Regions from separate parts of the Mus musculus genome. Here region 2 is linked to region 1. The links are chromatin contacts, found by Hi-C or POLR2A ChIA-PET in ENCODE. All regions are on one chromosome and are shown on one strand. Each heading gives the region's core, a stretch centred on a gene start or an enhancer-like site at or near the end of the contact. The rest is flanking DNA. Distances are from core to core; before and after follow the strand shown. Region 1 holds the start of Tex26 (testis expressed 26). Region 2 overlaps Gm15997 (predicted gene 15997).

Evidence for each region. A loop is a pair of places that touch in the nucleus more often than their neighbours do. ChIA-PET counts read pairs that join two places held with the same protein, here RNA polymerase II (POLR2A).
Region 2: a map of left cerebral cortex shows a loop between it and region 1 (3-fold over the local background). The contact joins the enhancer-like site here to the promoter of Tex26 in region 1. A Hi-C loop is called at or near these places in 1 of 37 maps with a recorded cell type or tissue (left cerebral cortex). POLR2A ChIA-PET finds 5 or more read pairs at or near these places in 1 of 5 experiments (Patski).

What each region holds. Positions count from the first base shown.
Region 1 is chr5:149,438,236-149,440,935 of GRCm38, reverse strand. It overlaps Tex26 (testis expressed 26), which reads right to left and starts at 1,276. Exons shown (of 7, transcript NM_029464.2): 1 at 1,149-1,276. The coding sequence starts at 1,209.
Region 2 is chr5:149,522,946-149,525,645 of GRCm38, reverse strand. The region is part of intron 1 of Gm15997 (predicted gene 15997); the gene reads left to right. It also overlaps a transcript of Wdr95 not described here. Among named protein-coding and RNA genes, the nearest start is that of Wdr95, 4.4 kb to the left of the region's middle. Within about 2 kb of position 1,250, at least 1 of the 3 ENCODE cell types and tissues checked has a DNase peak (open chromatin) inside an H3K27ac peak, as active enhancers do.

The DNA of each region.
Region 1 (2,700 bases), core at 27-2,526:
AAGAGCGGGATAGTTCAGTCTGAACATTTGGCATTGGGTACTGAGTGTAGACAGTAGAGTCCCTGGCAGTTTGTGCAGCACCGGAAGTCCTGGGGTACGTGATCAATTCCGTAAGAGGAGGAATCCTAACTCTTATCTGTTCCAGACAAGGAAGGAGACTACTGGCCTAGGAAAATACCTGACAGACAGAGTGTTTAGAAAAAGGGAAATGGAAATTAAGGAGTGCCCTTGGGGATCCTGGGAGCTTTTCCCTCCTCCATCTCCTGACCTCGCCGTCCTATAGAATCTGAAAACATTTAACATTTTTTTTAACTGAATACGCTCCTTCCCGCCCTCCCCCCTCACACACACACTCCAGCTTTCCACTCTTCGTTTACAGAGAACTAGATTGGAATGTAAACACCCACTTCATTGTTCTCTTAGGAGCATCATTCTAAAGAATCCTCACAGCCCCTTAGCCAGCTCGGCTAGACGGCTGCAGCCGGCCATTATTGCTCCGAAGGGATGGATACGCTGACTGTGCACTCAGTAATAATGCTACTCGAGTCGCAACTAACAGCCAGGGGAGGTGATGTCTCTTCACCAACGCAAAACGCTGAGCTGGTAAACCCGCTGCCGCCGCCGCAAGCAGAACCACAGAGCAAGGCTCTCCATCTGTCACCTGGCAGAGCGCCTTTGAAAAGGGCTCAGCTCCCAGCCCAGTCTGCAGACAGAGCAGCCCTGGCCGGCTGATCCCGCCCCTCCCCTCCCTCCCGCCCCACTGAATTTGCTGTTTGCGACTTAAAGAACCAGCCAGACTCCTTCTCTCCCTCCATTACGTCCCCAGTTCTGTTCATTTGTCTTCGGCTCTGTTGTCCTTGGAAGGACACTAGCTGTGGCTTTATCATGTCTCCTCAGGGGTTTCCTTAAGTATTTAAAGGGACACCCCAGAGTTTTAGAGAGGGGAGTATAAAGGGCTGGACAGGAGTGTGATTTTGGACAGCTGATCTTTCTCCCTGACTCACTTGCGCCTCCCTGCCATCTCTAAAAGCGAGGCAAACCTCTCACGATTGATGCCCTTGGGGAAAAAAAAACTGCCTTATTTAAAACAACTCCACCGCACACACAGCACACCACGCCCCGCAGACCCGCAGCGTGGGCAGTCTTACTTGACTGGAGCTTGGGGTCACATTGAGCAGGGCACGAAACCTTGTTCCTATACCGGGCCATCTTGTCCCAAAAGGTCGCCTTCCCGCCCTGACAAGGCAGTAGTACTCCGCTCTGCGCCCCACCCTCTGCGCGTGCCTTTGTGAAGCGTCGCTATGGAGACGCCTCAGTCTCCGCCCCTGGACCCAGAGGGTGAGCGCATCACGCTGATTCCTGACTTTCATGGAGTGCCCTAATCCAATAGTTCTCAACCTATGGACTACGACTCCTTGGGGGTGGGGGGTGTCGAACGAACTTTTCACAGGGGTCACCTAAGACCATCAGGAAACACAGATGTTACCATTATACATTACAATTCATAACCGTAGCAACATTACAGTTATGAAGTAGCCACCAAACAATTTGTAGTTGGGGGGGGGGTCACCACCACATGAGGAACTATATTAAAGGGTCGCAGCATTAGGAAGGTGGAGAGACACTGCTCTGGTCCTTGCAATACTATGCCATTGTTTTATGTATTGGCAAATACGAGCAAACTGGAAAAGGCTGGAAAAAAAAAGTTTATTTTAGCCTGGTATACTGGTGCTCACCGGTGATCCGAGAACTCAGGAGGCTAAGGCAGGAGCCCAACCCTGGAAAGAGATGCCTTGTCTCAAAATATTAAATACCCCGAATATTAAAAACCCAGAAGCAGACAGACAGACGCCCAACCGCAAATTTGTGTCCATTCATAATTTTCAATGTAAGCAAAATTGGGCAAGGTTGGCATGGAAATCTGTAGGACACAGCGACTACACTCAAGGATGAGAAAGATGTGGTATAAGGGAAAGGTAAAAGTTTCGGCATCAGGTCTGTGTGAGGTCAACCCAGAGCATCCTAAGCTAGTGTCTAGTTACTTCAGGGAAACATTGGGCACAGGCTAATTACGGAGAGTCCAGAGGGATAATGGATGCAGCAGGGTCATCCTCCACTACATAGTTTGTCCAGGGGCAGCCTGGGTTACACCAGACCTTATTTTTAATAAATACAAAAAATCCCAAACTATATTCCTAGTACCAATCATAGGATGCCACTTTGTTACTGTACACTGGCCGGCTGATCCTACCCACTTATACATGTTAGAGTGTGGCTTTTAATTTTTTTCCACTTGTGATCACACTGTGCCTGAGAAATTTTTATGCCAGCTAGAGTATATAAGGTATATAAGACAAATACACAGGTCACATGTTTATTGATAATGAACCATGAGGAGCTTTATTTTAAAAAGCAATTCATTGCTGTGCATACAATTTTACCATCTATGAAAGATATGAAGCAAATTTGCATATTAATGAGACGTCATATTATTGAGGTTGCATATTAATGAGATGACCTGTTTATCTTACATAAATAATTAAATCTCGGCTGAATAGGAGATGCTGAATATGAGACCATCTTCGGGGCTTTTCAGAATCCATCAATATTTTGGTTCCTATAATCACCAGTACTTGGAAGACCATTTTGGATAAATGCCTGGCACAAAAGGTCAGAAATGTGCTTAGGACCACTTCAAAA
Region 2 (2,700 bases), core at 1-2,500, 85 kb before region 1:
GCACCCACACCTGTAACTCCAACTCCGGAGCAACCAGCGCCCTCTGCTGGTATCTGCAGCTACCTGCACCCATGTGCCCATCCCCCCCCACAGACCCACATAATGAAAAATAACATATTAAGTTCTCTCTCTCTCTCTCTCTCTCTCTCTCTCTCTCTCTCTCATGAAGCAGATCCCTTAATAAACTTACTGTGGCACAGCCAAGTACTGTTGACAATCGCCTTTTAATGCATGCTATGAGCCTTAGCTCTGCAGACACTGCAAGGACAGTCACCCAGGAAGCAGCCTTCACAAATGTGGTGATAAAAAAGGTCCCTTGTCACAAATCTAGCTCCTCTTATGCTAAGTATGACTGAGTCCCTGGTACCATGGATACAGGACAACAAAGAACTATGCAAACTGGGAGCCTCTGAAATCTACCAGAGCAGGGTCAGGAGACAGATTAGATGACAAAGCAGACTCGGTTACTGCCTCTGTCTTACAAATAATCTTGTTTCTCTTTCACATAACCCCGAAGCTCAGCGAAATGCCAACCTGAGATGCTTAACACTACATTCATTTTAAACCTTTTCCCAGACTAAGGGTAAAAAAAAAATTTGAATGATCATCAAATGAGGTCTTAAATATGGTTTGAAAATGCCATGACTTTTTAACATTCAAACTCAGCTCCGCAAATCACCCGTGATTGACATTTTATTCCATCTCATGGCTGCTAATTAAGAGACACAGATACGAGCAGCCGAGATGAAATCAGCAGGAGCTGCAAGCCATTCTTAAAATAAAACGCAACCTCGATTTGCTTAAATCCTAAATCAGCACACACGGGGTGCCTACCATGTCATTCACATGGACTCCACTAGGGGGCAATGGATGATTGCGTCTACAACTGAAGGGCGCTCGTGATGGCTGCTATCTATGCACTTCAAGTGTGGCAGGCACTTCACACAATGATCAGAGCTGCAGTGGTGACAGGTAGGGAGCAACCAGTCATCGCTCCCAGCGTGTCTGTCAGAAGGATAAGGTGAAATGGGTCATTTGCATTTCCAGCAATCAGCTTGCTTTCTAATGAGCAGCCGGTGCTGCCTGGACCGGTTCTGGCTTCCCTCTCTGGCGTGTGCTGGAAGGCAGTAACCAGGCCAGCCCATACCCAGGAAAGCATCCAAGAAGAGGCAGAGGCAGAGGCAGGGAACTCCACTAACAGGGGCTGGCTGCCACAGGACACCGAGGACATAGAGAGGCTTCCCTCTGCCTCACAGTCCTGCCAACTTCCATTTGGGGAATTCCAGCCTGGAGGCTGTGTGGCCCAAATCCAAGGCACCGTTCCCGTACTAGTCTTTATGAATGGTGCTCCCTACAGCAGGGCAGCGTATTGCTTGTCTCCGCTTCCACCTCGTGGGGCTTGGGTTGCAGATCTCTGTAAGATTTAATACGTCGTGTGCGTGTGTTCGTGTGTGTGTGTGTGTGTGTGTGTGTGTCCCCTGTCTGCTCTCTCTCCTCTTAAGAAAAACCTCTGTTTGAAAAGACATTTCAAGTACCACAGAGAGATGGTGCCTGAGAGAGATTGGGAAGTGGGGGTGGGTTCAATTCTACGCATGCTCCATTTCCTCCTGACCTGCCTAAATCAGCTCACCAGGAAGAGTCTAGAAATTCGTCATCCAGTCACAATTTGTGTTTAGGTCACTCAGTCTCCTCTGCTGGGGCAATCTGCATTTAGGCCTTATTTCTAATTGTGCAGCAAAATTCATCTGAAGGATTTTTCTGTCTTGGCTGAGTGGAGACTCATCTGGGGGAGGCAATGTCCCTCCCTCTTTTGTCAGCAGGGATTTTAGACAGGGTCCTCTATTCCTAGCCTGTGTCTTCAAGTATTTGTTTAACGAGGGACATTTGGTGATCATGAAAGTCTAGAGCCAAGGGCATAGACCAGTCCCCCATCTCTGGAACACAGAAGCTTGGGGGAAACTGCATAGCTGCACTGTACCTCAATTTCTTCATTCTTATAAGCACTCATGGTGACCTCTGCCTTGCGGGGTGTAGTGATGTGAATAGATAGTACTAAAAGCATCAGGCTCCTTAGTGAGCACAATGGGTGTATTAGTGAGCCTAATTTGTATGTTAGTGAGCAGCACACACAGCAGAGAGCACCACACTCACATTAAGGAGCAACATATATAAGTTAGGGAGGACTATGCACATGATAGCAGCACCACTCACATGCTAGGGAGCACCACTCACATGCTAGGGAGGACCACTCACATGCTAGGGAGCATCACTCACATGTTAGGGGACATTACACATTAGTGAGCACCCCTCGAGTGCTAGGGAGCATCACACAGGTTAGGGAGCACCACTCATGTGCTCTTTGAGTGTTCTTGTTCTCATCCCATCTTGTCTGCCTTTCTATTTTCCTTCTTGGTCTGGTCTCAGCCTCAGGACACAAGGGAGTCCCCCCGCTTCACCCCTGGAAAGCACAGTAGACATCATTCTGGTTCTTGACTCGGTACACACACACACACACACACACACACACACACACACACACACAACCTACCTGGTCATCGCCATAGAGGATCAGGCACTTGTCAGGCTCCACGGAGCTAAAGCAAAGACAGAAACAAAACACCATCTTCAGACAGGGCATGGGGAACAGGAGCTGCCTAAGGCCTCTGCATCAAGCCTCCTTTGTCACAGTTTTGGGAGCAC